Regions from separate parts of the Homo sapiens genome. Here region 1 is linked to region 2. The links are chromatin loops, found by intact Hi-C in ENCODE. Cell type or tissue: heart left ventricle. All regions are shown on one strand. Each heading gives the region's core, and the rest is flanking DNA. Links, peaks and the distances in the headings are about the cores only.

Region 1 (8,348 bases), core at 21-8,020, 48 kb before region 2:
AAGTTCTGAGATGCACTGGTAGCCTGGAAGAGTTTATAGCCTCCAGAAATGCCTAGCCCTCCCACAGGGAAAGGAAAGTACATATTGGTAAGTCAGCCTCATATGGAAGAGTTATCTTTTACCTCTTCCTTTTGACTTCCGGACATGCTAGTATAATGATCATTTGAGTAATATCCTAATAGCTACCAAGTTAGTGAACTCTCAGTTTTTCTTACTGGAATAAAGCACGGGAAACATTTCCCAAGATAAAATGGTTAATTTCTTATTGGCTAGCTGAAAGTGCATGAAACAATCCACCAAGTACACAGCCCCCCTCAAATTTTGCAAATCCTCTAAACAAATGAATCCACCTTAGAATACATTCTGTGGGTTTAATGGAGAGCTCCTAACCTTTCTCTCACTTCATTAATGATAGAAGTGGGGTGGAGTGGGCTCTGAACTGTGCAGATATGCTAACATACCAAACCAGACCCAATAAACAACTTTCTCCTATCTGAAGAAATGGCTTACAGCAAACAAAGCCTAGTGGTCACAGGACATAACCTCGGCAGCAATAACTGTATCCAATGACAACAACAGGAGAAGAATGAGATAAAGTAGAAAAACGCACATAGCCCAAATCTTAGGAATGGGAATAACGAGTCTATTTTATAATAGATACACAGGCAGTCCTCAATGTTTGCAGGTCCTGTTTTGCAAATCTTCTTATTCACTACAATTTATTCCTATGTCCCAAAGTAATACAGCACTTTCATAGTCATTCACTAACCTGTGCAGAGCAGCAAGCAGTTTGAGTCATCTGATACACATGTTCCCAGCTGAGGACAAACAAAGCAATGCTTTGCCTTGTTTCAATTGTCACACTTAAACAAGTGCCCCTTTCATGGTCTATTTAGTGCCATATATAAATTCTTTTGCATTTTTGTGCTTTTCCTTGGTGATTTCACTGTTTAAAATGGCCCCCAGCTGTAGTGCTGAACTGCTGTCTAATGTCCCTAAGCAGAAGGCAGTGATGAGCCTTATAAGAAAATATGCATGTCAGATAAGCTTCACTCAGACGAGTTAGAGTGTTGGTTGAGTGCCACTGGCTGTAAGTGCAATGTTAATCTCTCTTTCTCTCTCTCTCTCTCTCTGTCTCTGTGTGTGTGTGTGTGTGTGCACGTGTGTGAGAGAGAGAATGAGAGTTTTTAAACAGTAACACACATAAAACAAGGATGTATGCTAATAAGCTAATGAAAATAGTGTAACTAGAGACTTACAGGGGACCTAACCATGTATTTCCCCCAGGAGCAAAAGTTCAATATTTGGCAATCCAGTGTGCAGCTAGTTTACAGATCATAACTACTGCAAAAAATGAGGCTAAAGCAAGGCCAAGGGCTTCTCTTAGGCCCCTGCTAATATGACATTTTGACTAATATACTACTATATTAATTGTATCACCATAACATGGCTGTAAATATTATGCTATGTTTAATGCAATCTGAACTCCAGATCAACTACCTTTGTATTCCTTTCACATCCGTTTCCATCAAATATGTCTCAAAATAAACTACAGCAACACAACATATTATTACATTGGCCCATTATTTTGTTAAACTGTCATGGTTTGTTTCACACTCAAAGAGGTACAGATTTGTACTGTGTAAGAGAACAGCACTAGGGTTAGACATAACTTTGACTTGTACCTGGCTATATATTTACTAGTAATATGAACAGGAACAAATAACTTTACCTTTCTGATGCTCAGTTTCCTGAGGTTGTCAGAGGACTAAACACCATACAGAAAATTTCTTTGGCATGTGAATGGCAGATAGTAGGAACTCAATGTTGTTGTTTTTTTTAGATAATTATTGGTAATTATTTTATTATACTATTGGAAATGTTATTTTTCTTTTTAAGAATAATTATTATCACCTCAAGATTTCTGACCTTTATCCTTCCCTCCAGCTATTTGAGCCAATGCATTCATTCATTTAATACTAATAAAGTACCTTTACTGCAACAAAATATGGGCTTATCACTAAAGATACAATGATGAATAAGACCCAGGTTTCACCCCAAAAAAGTTACAATCCAGTGAGGGAAAGCAGAAAAAAAAAAAAAAAAACTATGTTGTTTTTATTTTTATAATGTGTTGGCAGAATATGCAGGATGCTCTGTAAATCATACAGAAGTGGGGAGAAGGGGTTGAGAGAACCCAAGGTATGTGTCATATATTATATATGTTTAGGATGTTGTTGGTGTAAGTATGTCCTGTTCAATATTTGGAACTCATATTTAATCAGGCATCCTATATTCTTATTTGCTAATTCTAATAACTTTTGAAGGGAAAATCAACTTTTAAACCATATATCAAAATAACATCTGTCTTTGTTTTTAACACATTCCACATCTTTAATTTTAATCTAACAGGATTATCGAATCAAAGGTGTTATGTTTTTCAGTTGAATTGATCATTTTCTCTCTCCTACTCAAAACCCGCCAGTACCTTAATGTTGTACTCTTTCTTTATAGTTTGAAAAGTAAGTAAAATGCACTTTTTGTAATTTTTCCTTAAGCATTTAATCAAAAAACAATCAAAAAGGCAAAATATCAAACTTTTTTTCTCGGAAGAATGTTGTATTAGAAAGGAAGGTGCTAAATCTAAAGGGTTTATCTTATTTCTCAAAAATTACAAGTGATTATATACTATATCTCATATTGTCTAAATATGAAAATGTCAATGTCATCCACCAAAAATGTCACAACCTCTCTGTAACTGGTTCTATTTTAAAACATTATACTTAACACAAAGTAGTTGAGGTTATTAGCATTCACTTTTCTCTTTCTGATAGAGATGACAGCTTCCGTCAATGCTGTACCACTCAAGCCCTAGAATTCTTACTATGGCTTTCTCTCATCTAGTCCCCCCACCACATAAGATTCCATTGCTACAGCTTCCAGTAGTAGATTCCGATATACACACAAATGGAATATCCAGCAATAACAGGCATTATCACCATTCACCAATGTCCATGTTGAGGACTGCTATCTAAGAGCAGGAGTCAGCAAACACTGACCTAGAGGAAAAATCCCTCTTGCAGCCTGTTTTCTGTGGCCCACCAGCTAAAAATGGTGTTTACATTTTGAAAAGTGAAATATGAAAATAACTGCTATCCCTGCAGCGAGATTATTGCTCAATGTTGCCCTTTGGCTAGCAATGCTTAAAATATTTACTGTCTGGTCCTTTATAGAAAATTGTGCTAACTGCTGCCCTAAAGATTCACCCAGACCCACAGCAACAAATAACTTGTGTGAGCAAGAAATAAACTTGTGTGAGACAACAAAGATGTGCAGTATTTGTCATAGTTGTAATTTAGAACTTGGTAGCAATAAGCTTCCCTGAGACTCAACTTTCCTGTTATAAAATGGGTGCACATTAAATGAGATGATGTACATGAATTGATAACTAGTAGTCCTAAATGATACAGGATGGTATGCCCATGGTGAGGATGTATGGAAGGGAGGTAAAACAATGAATGGATTACAAAAATATTTTCTATCTACTTCACAGTTTTGCCAAAGTGCAACCTTATCTACAATAAATTAGTTGGCAAATGTTTAAACTCTTCTTTTTTTAAAATTTTAAACTTTTTTCATAATTATTTTAGTACATTTTATTATTACCTATGCTTTTGAAGTTAGTTACATCTATAGTATCTGGTAGAAATATTATATAATAATGTGCTACACGCAGCCCTTCCTAATTCTACATACAGTGACATCACATTGCTAACTTGAAGCTAACCGTGGTAGGAGCATTTACCCCATGGAAATTGGCAAATATTACAAATCAGGGCTTTGTTTATTGTTTTGCTGATTGTCTAGACTAAGAAGCAGAAAGCATGATAATAATACAGAAAAACGTTATAACATACTATCTCTATAGCTGTCACACTGTGAATAGCATAAAAAATGTTGAAGAAATATTCTTCCAGTGTTCCAAAACTATTATCCAATTCAGCAGTTACTCACATCACTGATGAACAAATGAAGTTCCAACACATCTTGGTAATTTCACATTTGTCTTTCTCATTAATGTAAACAAAAACATCAACCAACATTCAAACTACACTTGTTAGTCAATTAAAACCACAGGTTGGGTATAGATGTAAGAGTTTGGCAAAAATTGAAGAACACATTCTGTAAGAGTCCATTGGCTATATGGAATTTATATTTAAAATATTGTTATTTACAAAGTATGTGGGGCATATTCATTACATTAGTGAAATTTCTCTCTCTCTCTCTTTCTTGCTCTCTCGCTCTCACTCTCTTTCTCCCCCTCCCTCTCACTCTCTTTTTCTGGAGAACTGATTTATTTTTGTTTGTTTTGTTTTTGTCCTGTTTTGTGTTTATGTTTAAGAACTGTTAACCAGGGCTTTTGGGATCTACATTGTTACCTTGAAAAGTAACAATTTCCCACAACTGAACATATTGCTACTTAATGAACTAGATATACAGAAAGCCTGAAGATTTTAAATGTGCCTGGGTCTATTACTTTAGATTGAGGAAGAAACATTTTAAAAGACCAATATATATTCTAGCATAAAATCTCTGATCTTCAAGTTAACACTCTTTAATATATACTATTCTACATTCTACTAGAAGTGAGCATTTCAAATTATTAAACATGGATATAATGTTGCTTTAGTTATCTGAAAACTGTAAAAAAGAATTATGTGAAAAGACTACTACTATGGTTAAGTAATTTCTGGTTTATATGAAACATTTGTAAAGATATGAAGTCAAGGCAGTAATTTAGATATTTCAAACTGGTGGTCCACAAGCCGAATTGAAACCACAGGTTTGTTTGTGTTTCAGCTTATTTTGCTTCCATTTATGTGGAGACGAACTCAGTGTCTCACATGAAATGTGAAGATGCAGTAAACTCTTCTTTTTGTCACTTCTTAATTTTTCTAATACATATTTCAGTTAATATTTGGAAGGCACTCTATCAGTTTTGTGGTTCAACACCCACATTTCTGAATGGATAAAGTTGTGCAAAATTTCAAACAAACAAAGAAAACAAAACAAAAAACTATTACTCATTTTTATGTCAACTTTGACAGTCTGAAATTTAGGGAAGATTTCATAGAAAATTTTGCAAAGTAATTTCTGTTCTAGAAATAAGCGTATGGGACCTCAAGCCCTGATTCCTTCACAGAAGGAAGTTTTCTCACCACTTCTGGTTCTCTACCTTATATAAGGTGAGAGATTTTCTAATAGGTATAGTTCTTGGGGCTGATTATTCCCCCAGAGTGCTATTTCTCTTTAGAGGAGTCTGAATCAAATTGGTACCCAGAAGTGTGAGATTTAAGCATTTTAGAAAATGTCCTCTATGACTTCAAAACCCACTACCAACTATCTTTATGTTTTCAGGCTTAGCAATCCTCCTTAATTAAACAATGTATTGGTTACAGGAAACAGTACAAGTGTTTTTCATCTTATTTATAATAATTGACTGACTGCAGGTGGAAAATTTACAAATATTTAGAATAAAGTTCTCGTGTGTGGATAAGATACTGGCATCTCTCAGATAGTACAGAAAATGTGCATAAAGTAACAAAAAGTTCTTGTTAACACAACAGTGCATCACAGACCTAGACTGAGGTCATTGCCATTTTCAGGTGTAATTTCTAACACATCCACATGGATTAATGTCTTGAGTGTGACATGTTGTACAAGGCTTTCCTGTGGGAGAGATTGGGCAACAGTTTTGGAAGAAACAGCTTAGAATTGCTGTTACAAACTTAATGTTCTTAGTGCTCATTGTCTATTTTTAAGCATAACACTTTCTACACTCCTTAAAAAATGATTATATGGAAGCCCTCTCATGGTGCAAGAACAAGATTTTCGTTATGGAAAACTGATATTTAAACAGAGCTGTTTAAAAACTTTAAAAAATATTTCTATCATGCATTGATTTGGTTCCAAATAAAACATACGAGTTAATGTTGAAGAAGAGCTTTGAGGATGTAAAATAGATATATGTTCGTGGGATATTAAGTAATATGCAATTATTTTTTTTGCAGTTTGGATGCCTTTCATATAGAAATGAGTTTTTTCACTGCTTCATAGAAGCACAAATGAAAATGTTCTCCTACTAGCTGGCCCTGGCATAGCTTGCCGGCTCCAACTGTTCCTCAAATGCTCTTTTATTCCAACGATCTGAAGCTCTAAATTTATTCACTAGCCACAACCTTGACATCATCCAGGTCTCTACACTCTCTTTTCAAAATTCTAAGTGTTTTGCTTTCTTATTCCTTACCAAGTTATTACAGGAATCATCAGATAAATCCGTTAGTCCCACAGTTACTCTTCTGCCAGCACTTAAGATTTCCTGTTTCCATGCCTTCCCTCCCTGTAGCTCACACCAAATGCCAACCTGGAATTGCTTACAGCATCTGTCCTATCTGCTCGTGGTGGGTTTAAGTATGCCAAAGAATGCCAAAAAATAAAAGGATTCAGCACTGAGAAACAGAGGGAATGACAAGCAGGAAGTGCTGTAAGCACTGAAGAGTGATGACTTTCCACGGCAGAAACGGGCCAAGTGAGCCTTGAAGAGTGTGTAAGATTGTCATTCACAGATGAAGCTGGGAAGATACAAGCAAAAGCCTCCACAGACACTCATCCTAAGGCATACCTTGAAATTTAAAAGCAGTTACAATTTACTATACTAAAAGCTCAGTCAAGTCACATCTAACTTTGTAACACAAGAAAGGCAACTCGTGGCTGTCACAGTCAAACATCAACAAATCTAAGGAAAGAATCATAAATAATGAGAGATATATTCATTTCTCTACTGAGGTTTGAAAGAGCTAGATCCTAGTTGCAGTTTGCAAGGAAGTGCCAGAAATCAGCATGTCGTCCACTCAGCATCCGCCTCCCTATTCTATTTCCTAACTTTGTCCAGATTTTCATTCAGGTGTTCACTCCTCCCACATGCAGGAGAAGCTAGCTCATGAATTAATCAGTATAATCCATGCCATTGCCTATTCTATGACTGGCATATGAAGTCAGAGAGGACAAGTGCCCTAACTCAGTCCCGTTCCAGGACACGCTTAGAGATGAGGATGGCAGTTCTTTCTCATGAAGTGAATGCCAATATGAAAAATGGAAACCCCAGTGGCAGCAGGAGCTGACTGATGACTTTGACAGAATGTTCAAGTGTCTAAATGTCTTCTAAGGACTTTGCCTTGTCCTAACAAACTCCCTTTTATGACAACAGAAACTCTTGAGTTTAGTGTGAATTTGGATCTCTGACAACTAAGCAGATGTGGAAACAAACTCTTTTTTAATCTTAAAACCAATAATCCATATCCTTAATAATTCCATAAGAACCACATGGATAGTCAGCTGAATTTGCTCACAAGTAGACTTTACTGTAAACTGTGGCTGCCTTTGCCCTCAAAACATGTGTGTATGTGTTTCTGTGTGTGTGTGTGTGTGTGTGTGTGTGACAATTAAGGATTGTGGATATACTATGTTAATTTTTGTTTCCTTACTCAAATACATTTCCAGAATCAATAAATAAATGCTGAATGAATACACAAATGAATTCATAGAAATAAAATTAAAACACAAGGCTTTCTATATAGGCACTTTAGATCCTCTACCCTGCATTCTATTATGCTAACAAATAATCCAATTCATGGGAGAACTATGAGAAGATTTAAATAACTAGGATTTTGAGAAAAAGTCTCTGGATGGCAATGAAATTAAAAAACAGATAAAGTAATATCATAAAGAATATGGCACACATATATTTACAAATGGGACAATATATTAGTTCATTTTAATGCTGCTGATAACAACATAACCGAAACTGGGAACAAAAAGAGGTTTAGTTGAACTTACAGTTCCACGTGGCTGGGGAGGCCTCAGATTCATGGCGGGAAATGAAAAGTACCTCTTACATGGCAGCAGCAAGGGGAAAAATGAGGAAGAAGCAAAAGCAGAAACCCCTGATAAACCCATCAGATCTCATGAGACTTACTCACTATCATGAGAGTAGCACAAGAAAGACCAACCTCCATGATTCAATTCCTCCCACAACACATGGGATTTCTGGGAGACACAATTCAAGTTGAGATTTGGGTGGGGACACAGCCAAACCAGGTCAGACAATAAGATGTTTTAAATGCCATCCTCAGGTGTTTGTAGGTATATGTAAGAAATCAGACAGTTCACCCTCAATTAAAAGGGTATCATGACTGTTGTATTTAAGCATGTACTGAGTGAGGGCTCTAATGGCAGGGACAAAAGCAGCCCAAGTGACTAGCAGGAAAGGACCAGAAGCTGGGAAAGAC
Region 2 (8,348 bases), core at 219-8,218:
ACAATGAAGAGTACTAGGGGAGGACATTTTCACAAGGAGGAGGGTTAAATAAGATATTTCCTCTGGAATTCCTTCAAGCTAAAGACCATATAGAAAGTTACTGTGTAACTGTGTCTCTCCTGAGCAGTATGTGTGATCACAGTCCTATTGTGTTACCTTTAAGATTCTCCTTTCTACAAAACAAATAAATTAGATCTGAGAAAGACCCATACACATGTTCTTTCAGCCTTGTACCATGGTTATCTGTGCATGGGAATTGCCATAGTATATCCAACAAATACTCCCCACAATATAAACTAGAGTAGCTTTTACTCATAAAGATGCACCTTCCATTTTCATTTCAGGAATGAATCCTCCCTGAGTGAGGGAGAGGCAGAAAGGAGAACTAATTAATGGCTCAACATTTCAAGTCCTAGGAAAACAACCTTATTTAGCTAGACAGCTACAAATCTTGTCAAGACTTCGAAATAGATGTCTAGTTTTCTTTTTTTTTTAATATTGATCGACAGATACATGGATGAAGGTATACTCCTTCTCATTAGTATCTCTGGTTCTCCTCTTTCTTGTCACATAGGATGAACTGCGTTTCTCTACTTCTTTGAATTTAAGTGAGGAATGTGATACATTTCAGTCAATAAAATTTTAGTACAAGACATGCATCACTTTCCAGTACAAATTTTTTTTTGCTGGTCCTAAACCTTTCGGAGCTTTCTTCCCTTACTTGGGAGATCATGGAAGCAGATGCTACATGAAGGCTCAACACTGAGCCACAGCTTGCAGGATGATAGAAGAAGTACCAAGAACCCCACTGAAATTTAAGAAAGAAACATACCTTTGTGGTTCTAAGACACTGGAATTTTGGAGTCATCTGTTATCACAGAATAACCTACATTATCTGTTGAGGGTTGAATTTTGTCTCTCCAAAATTCATATGTTGACATCCTACCCCACAGTAGCTCAGAATGTGACCTTATTTGGAAATATGTCACTCCAAATGTAATTAGTTGGGTAAAGATAAGGTCATAGTGGAGTAGGGTGGTCCCTTAATCCAATAAGAACTAGTGTCTTTATAAAAAGGGGAAAGTTGGACACAGACACACATAGAGGGAGAAGGCCATATGAAGTGTATTAGTCCATTCTCATGCTACTAATGAAGACATACCTGAGACTGGTAATTTAGAAAGAAAAGAAGTTTAATTGACTCACAGTTCTACATGACTGGGGAGGCCTCAGGAAACTTAGAATCATGGCAGAAGGTGCCTCTTCACAGGGTGGCAGGAGAGAGAATGAGAGCGGAGTGAAGGAGGAAACTCCTTGTAAAATCATCGGATCTGGTGAGAACCCACTTACTATCATGAGAACAGGATGGGGGAAACCACTGCCATGATTCAATTATTTCCACCTGATCCCACCCTTGACATGTGGGGATTATTACAATTCAAGGTGAGATTCGGGTGGGGACACAGCCAAACCATATCATGAAGATAAAGGCAGAGAGTAGGATGATGGAGCAGAAGCCAGTGAACACCAGAAATTGCCCACAAACCACCAGAAGCTACAAGATGCTAAAACAGATCACAGCCCTAAAAGGGAACCCTGCTGACACCCTTATTCCTTATTCCTTACGTCTCTATTCTTTTCCATATATTATCTTTCTCCTGGGGAGACAGGCAGGTGACATACAAATCTGAGACTTTCAGCCTCCAGAACTGTGAGACTATAATTTCTGCTAAGTCACCCAGTTTGCGGTTCTTTGTAACTACAGCCCCAGCAAATGAATACACTATTCTAATACAACTATCTATTGTTTCAAGCAGAAGATAATGTATGTTAGGGGAGAGGAGGGAACAACTAATAGTTACAGTAAGTAACAAGGAGATACAATCTGTTTTCCTGAAATTACCTACTTGTCATTTAAAATTTCTTTCATTATCATTTTAACAGTAGGGATAATTTTATACCTGATTTCTATAACTAAGAAAATATGCTTCTGTTCAAAATTAAAGTGTCCACAACTTAAATAAAGAAAACGAGAAAGTTCATTCAACTTTCTCGGAGGCCATTTTCATATTTACATGATCCTGTTCTGTTGTCTCTTAATTATGAATGCTGAAGCTTTTAAGCTTTAGAGGATCCAATATGTTTGCAATGAATGATTAAGGGTTCATAAAGTTTTTACCAGCACATTAATCTCCAGGTGCAGAGAAAGTCAAGACACTTGTTACAATTCTCCAGCCCTCGCACAAGGTTGCCTCAGGAAATGTGGTAAACAGCTACAAAGCTGGCTCCCTGAGATAGCACCTAAACACATCAACTTCAAAGAAATGCCGTCTAAAAAAATAAGTATTCTACTTTTAGTTAGTTGGCCTAGTAAATAAAGAGAACTTTATTTTACAAGACTCTTTCTTTCTGAAATGAAACACTCCATGAACAGCAGTTCATGACGCAGAACTTAGAAAAGCGGTAGATGCTTGATATTTGAGAGGGTTGTGTCTTTAGTCCCCTGCACAGAGTACTAGGGGTCTCGAGGGAGAATACTTGCAGACTAACAGGATGAATGGAGAAAAGAGACACAATGAAACATGCCTGTTAGGCCAGCAACTAGGACCTTCCACCAGCCTCACTTCAACCAATTCAACCATAATAATTCCTTTCTCTTAGAAATCCCACACCCCATGGCTTTTTAGATAATGACTATCATTTTCTTGCCATCTTTTTGCCTCCATCTTGGGTTTTCTTTCCTGGCTCTTGATTTTTGAGTCTACCTGCTAAAGAGTGATTTCTCCAAGGCTTATTCCTCACCTCTCTATTCTTTTCCATATATTACTTTTCTCTTGGGGAGACAGGCAGGTGACATGGAAAAACTGCAGGTTTTAAAGCCAAACATACCCAAGCTGAAGGCAGGCTCCAGATTTGTTAGTTGATCAAAACATCAACCTCCTTGAGTTTCTTTTCCTTCGTTTGGAAATAATCATACTGAGAGGTGACAGCGTGCTGGCAGTCCTCACAGCCCTCCCTCGCTCTGGGCGCCTCCTCTGCCCGGGCTCCCACTTTGGCGGCACTTGAGGAGCCCTTCAGCCCACCGCTGCACTGTGGGAGCCCCTTTCTGGTCTGGCCAAGGCCGGAGCCGGCTCCCTCAGATTGCAGGGAGGTGTGGAGGGAGAGGCGCAAGCGGGAACCGGGGCTGCGTGCGCCGCTTGCGGGCCAGCTGGAGTTCCGGGTGGGCGTGGGCTTGGCGGGCCCTGCACTCGGAGCAGCCGGCCGGCCCTGCCGGCTCCGGGCAATAAGGGGCTTAGCACCCGGGCCAGAGGCTGCGGAGGGTGTACTGGGTCCCCCAGCAGTGCCAACCCACCGACGCTGCGCTCGATTTCTCACCAGGCCTTGGCTGCCTTCCTGCGGGACAGGGCTCGGGACCTGCAGCCCGCCATGCCTGAGCCTCCCACCCCCTCCATGGGCTCCTGTGCGGCCCAAGCCTCCTCGACAGCTCCACCCCCTGCTCCAGGGCGCCCACTCCCATCGACCACTCAAGGGCCGAGGAGTGCAGGCGCAGGGCGCGGGACTGGCAGGCAGCTCCACCTGCAGCCCGGGTGCGGGATCCACTGGGTGAAGCCAGCTGGGCTCCTGAGTCTGGTGGGGCCTTGGAGAACCTTTATGTCTAGCTCAGGGATTGTAAATACACCAATGAGCACTCTGTCTCTAGCTCAAGGTTTGTAAAAACACCACTCAGCACCCTGTCTCTAGCTCAAGGTTTGTAAACACACCACTCAGCACCCTGTGTCTAGCTCAGGGTTTGTGAATGCACCAGTGGACACTCTGTATCTAGCTACTCTGGTGGGGCCTTGGAGAACCTTTATGTCTAGCTCAGGGATTGTAAATACACCAATCTGCACTCTGTCTCTAGCTCAAGGTTTGTAAACACACCAATCAGCACCCTGTGTCTAGCTCAGGGTTTGTGAGTGCACCAATCGACACTATCTAGCTACTCTGGTGGGGCCTTGGAGAACATTTATGTCTAGCTCAAAGGGTTTGTGAGTACACCAATGGACACTCTGTATCTAGCTACTCTGGTGGGGCCTTGGAGAACCTTTATGTCTAGCTCAGGGATCGTAAATACACCAATTGGCACTCTGTATCTAGCTCAAGGTTTGTAAACACACCAATCAGCACCCTGTGTCTAGCTCAGGGTTTGTGAATGCACCAATCCACACTCTGTATCTAGCTACTCTGGTGGGGCCTTGGAGAACCTTTGTGTGGATACTCTGTATCTAACTAATCTGGTGGGGACACGGAGAACCTTTATGTCTAGCTCAGGGATTGTAAATGCACCAATCAGCGCCCTGTCAAAACAGACCACTCCGCTCTACCAATCAGCAGGATGTGGGTGGGGCCAGATAAAAGAATAAAAGCAGGCTGCGGGAGCCAGCAGTGGCAGCCCGCTCAGGTCCCCTTCCACACTGTGGAAGCTTTGTTCTTTTGCTCTTTGCAATAAATCTTGCTACTGCTCACTGTTTGGGTCCACGCTGCTTTTATGAGCTGTAACAATCACCGCGAAGGTCTGCAGCTTCACTCCTCAAGTCAGCCAGACCACGAGCCCACCGGGAGGAACGAACAACTCCAGACGCACTGCCTTAAGAGCTGTAACACACACCGCGAAGGTCTGCAGCTTCACTCCTGAGCCAGTGAGACCGCGAACCCACGAAAAGGAAGAAACTCCGAACACATCCGAACATCAGAAGGAACAAACTCCAGATGTGCCACCTTAAGAGTTGTAACACTCACTGCGAGGGTCCGCGGCTTCATTCTTGAAGTCAGTGAGACCAAGAACCCACCAATTCCGGACACAATACTTCCCTTAAAAGTTACTTATGAGATTTACATAAACTCAACTTCAACTTGTGTAAAGTGCACAGTACATGGTAAGCACTCCACAAAGTCTAATGCCTGACTCTTGACGATCTCACTCAATGTTCTAATTTCAACTTGCTTTCACACCATAAACTGGGAAGGCTAGTCAAAAGAAAGGTAGGAATGGAAAGCCACATTAAACACAGGGGCATATTGAATGAAAGTGGGGGAAGAGGAAGGATTTTAGAATTAGAGAAAGCAGATTTTAGAACCAGAGAATGCAATTCAGGAATGACTTGGGTCTTCGACGCCATCAGTAGTTAATAATTCAAGAATTAGGCAATGTCCAAGGCTGAAGAGTTTTCACAAAATAATCCTCAAATGTTTTGAAGGCTCCATGGATTTATTAAGCCCATGCAAATAGAGCTTATCATTTAAGAATCACTCAAAGTAGTCTCAAAACACAAGTAGGGTACATAAGTTAAGCTTACAAAGCTAATTCATATGTGCAAAGGTATGTCATGCTGGAGGGAAAGGTTGGCACATTACAGGAATTGGGGAAATGAACCAGTGACATAAATGGCAAGAGTTTTGGATTAGGAAACCATCATTAGCCCATATGTAATATACACCAATGCTTCTCAATATCTACTTTAATCCATGTTCTGTTTGAGTTTTGGATTAGGAAACCATCATTAGCCCATATGTAATATACACCAATGCTTCTCAATATCTACTTTAATCCATGTTCTGTTTGAATAAACACAAATATGTCTTAGTTGTTCAAATTTTATTTAAAATCTCAATGTAAATAAATTGGTAAGACTAAAAGAAGCAAAACAATGGGCCAAAGTGCCACTACATTTGATCATTAGTATAAACAAAAAGACAAGTTGTATAGCTTCCACTTGAGGCTTACTATTTCATGGTAAAAAGGGTTAATACTCATAGACATCTTATAATTATGACCGTCATGTAAATATGATAGTAATTCTCAAAGAAGCGCTGAAGCAAAAGATATCATATTTTAAAACAGATGACAATTGACTCAAGTGTTTCCAAATCAAAGGGTAATGCTTATTAGATCAGCTATTGTTAATTGGCTGAGGAATACATTTCTAATATACTTTAAAATATTTTATATCACTTTAAGCAAACTGAACAAGTGAATATACAATGCCTTGCTTTGTATGCAGTAGAAAAATCTGTCTCATAGTATCAAGGCTTACTTATAATCCTGAAAATAGTATGAGATGCTACTTGAAAAATAGTTATTACTATGGTTGGCTGGATAAAGTTATTTTTTTCTAAAAGCAAATAGGCTGAAGCATGACTGCAAACCAATTTCAGCTATAACAGCTACCATGTAGCACATAGCATCACCTCACTACCTAACACATTCTAATAAAGTTTACTGTAACATAAAATATTGCTGTATTGTTAATGATACTGCAACTTGAAGCGACCCAGAGAAAGCATTTGCTATTATTATTTTTTATTGTTAGCATAAAGATAAACCCAGCTAAGATGGCATCTCAATTTTTTCTTCCACCTAGATTAACTACATCTTTTCTGAAATACACTGCTCTGGTATCATAGATATTAGAAAAAGTCAATAGTAATTAAATGCATTAACGAGTTTTACATTGGAGCATCTGGTGGCTGACACAGCTTATAAATCTGAAAACCCGAAAGTACCTGATCCCTCAACTAGAATGCTATTGAATTTTTAAAAAGAATTTTGTTTTAAATTTAGCATCATCAAATTCGAGAATGAGACAATCATTTAGTAAGGATTGGAAAACATTTTTGTAGAGGGTCAGTTAGCATAAATGTTAGGCATTGTAATAAGGTCCCTGCTGCAACTACTCAACTCTGTGGCTATGACACACAAGCTTCCATGTACAACATGTACATGAACGGGCATGATGGTGTTCCAACACAATTTTATGTGTGAAAACTGAAATTTAAATATTATATAATTTCCACTTGTCAGGAAATATTCTTTAAAACATTCCCCTCCCCCAACCATTTAAAAACGTAAAAGCCATTATTAACTTGTGGGCCACACAAAACCAGACAGCAGGGCACATTTAGCCCACAGGCCATAGTCTGCCAAACCCTATTTTAATACAACATCTAAATGAATGAACTAGGAAAAGATCTAGATGAGGAACTACACATAGAGCAGAAGTTTTCTCAGCTCAAAGATTTGCAATACATTTTTAACTGGAGAAAAAGCTAAAGCTTTAATTTTGTGAGTAATATAAATTACTTTTAAAGACAAACTCATTTCCTTGCTCCAATAACCTGGTCCTCTCCACATGCTGTCTATCTCAATGATATACCCAGTTGCCCAGCCCTTCAATTAGACATTATCTTTGATTCTTTTCTCTCTCTCTTAAACTTATCCAATCACTTGCTCCTGCCAGATCTTGCCCTTAAATAACTTTCAAAATTATCTGTAATGTATTATCCTGTTATAGACCACCATCCCTTCAAGCTTAGATTATTTTAACAACCTTTTCACTGGTCTAGATGCCTTCAGGCTTACTGGACTCCAGTCCATTATCTTCATTGCAGCTGGAGCTTTCTATTTTTCCATGACAAATTGATCATATTAACTCTTCTATGTATGCCAATGACTTCATATGTCCTCAGGATAAAATACAAATTCCTTGTCATGGCTTACAAGATCTTTCATAAATAAACTATTTCCTAAAGGTTCATCCTTACCTTAAACTGTATTTTATGAAATACAGCCACTAAAAAGTGGGAAGTGTTGGAGCTCCTAGCAGCTTCTACTCCTTCCACAGAAGTACGCATTCTTCAGGGAAATGCAGAAGTTGAGGGAGCTATTATATCTCTTCTATGCAAAGTGCAGATGCATCAGAAAGAAACACCTTTGACCAGTCCCCACAGCTGCAAAGAAGAGAGTGGTATTGTGTGGGAGTGGGAGGTTCTTGCAGCAACAAGTACTGAAGTTTTTCTAAGTTTACACTTGTTGAATGACAACAACTTTCCTTACTCATAAAATAAGAATGAGCACTTATGGCTCAATTCCAAATTGACATAAAATATCTGCAAAGCACTTTGGGATTACAGATGAGGAGGCTCACATAATTAAAACATGTGATGAGATTACATCAGGAAGCCAGTGTATTGCTAAGAAGAAGAAATTAACAAAAGGCTGACTTGTTATTTTAGTGTCCTCCCTGGAATTGTTAACTTTTTATGTTACTTTCTCTGTCTTGCTCAACTGTAAATATTTGGCTCTTGTGATAAAAATGCACAAACATAAAGTCTGAGAAGCTACTAACTGGAAGTGAGAAAAAAACTCCAGTGGTGGATAAAACAAATAATGAACACTAGAGAACTATGAGCAAGAGTGGAACCTGGCCAGGCGCGGTGGCTCACGCCTGTAATCGCACACAGCACTTTGGGAGACTGAGGCAGGCAGGTCACGAGGTCAAGAGATCGAGACCATCGTGGCCAACATGGTG

The links. A loop is a pair of places that touch in the nucleus more often than their neighbours do. Peaks named below come from ENCODE experiments on the same cell type or tissue, not always from the same donor. Only the 100,000 strongest peaks of a DNase experiment are listed, where the experiment ranks them.
Region 1: a loop joins it to region 2, with 8 times the contacts of the local background. A loop is called at or near these places in 2 of 110 quality-filtered maps.

Annotation. Positions count from the first base shown.
Region 1 is chr13:93,498,242-93,506,589 of GRCh38, reverse strand. The region is part of intron 1 of GPC6 (glypican 6); the gene reads right to left. Among named protein-coding and RNA genes, the nearest start is that of GPC6, 280 kb to the right of the region's middle. In heart left ventricle, for the core only: no CTCF peak of the experiment used is centred there; no DNase peak of the experiment used is centred there; H3K4me3 peaks cover 522 bases.
Region 2 is chr13:93,449,980-93,458,327 of GRCh38, reverse strand. All of the region lies in intron 1 of GPC6 (glypican 6), which reads right to left. Among named protein-coding and RNA genes, the nearest start is that of GPC6, 230 kb to the right of the region's middle. In heart left ventricle, for the core only: no CTCF peak of the experiment used is centred there; a DNase peak (open chromatin) is centred at 3,427.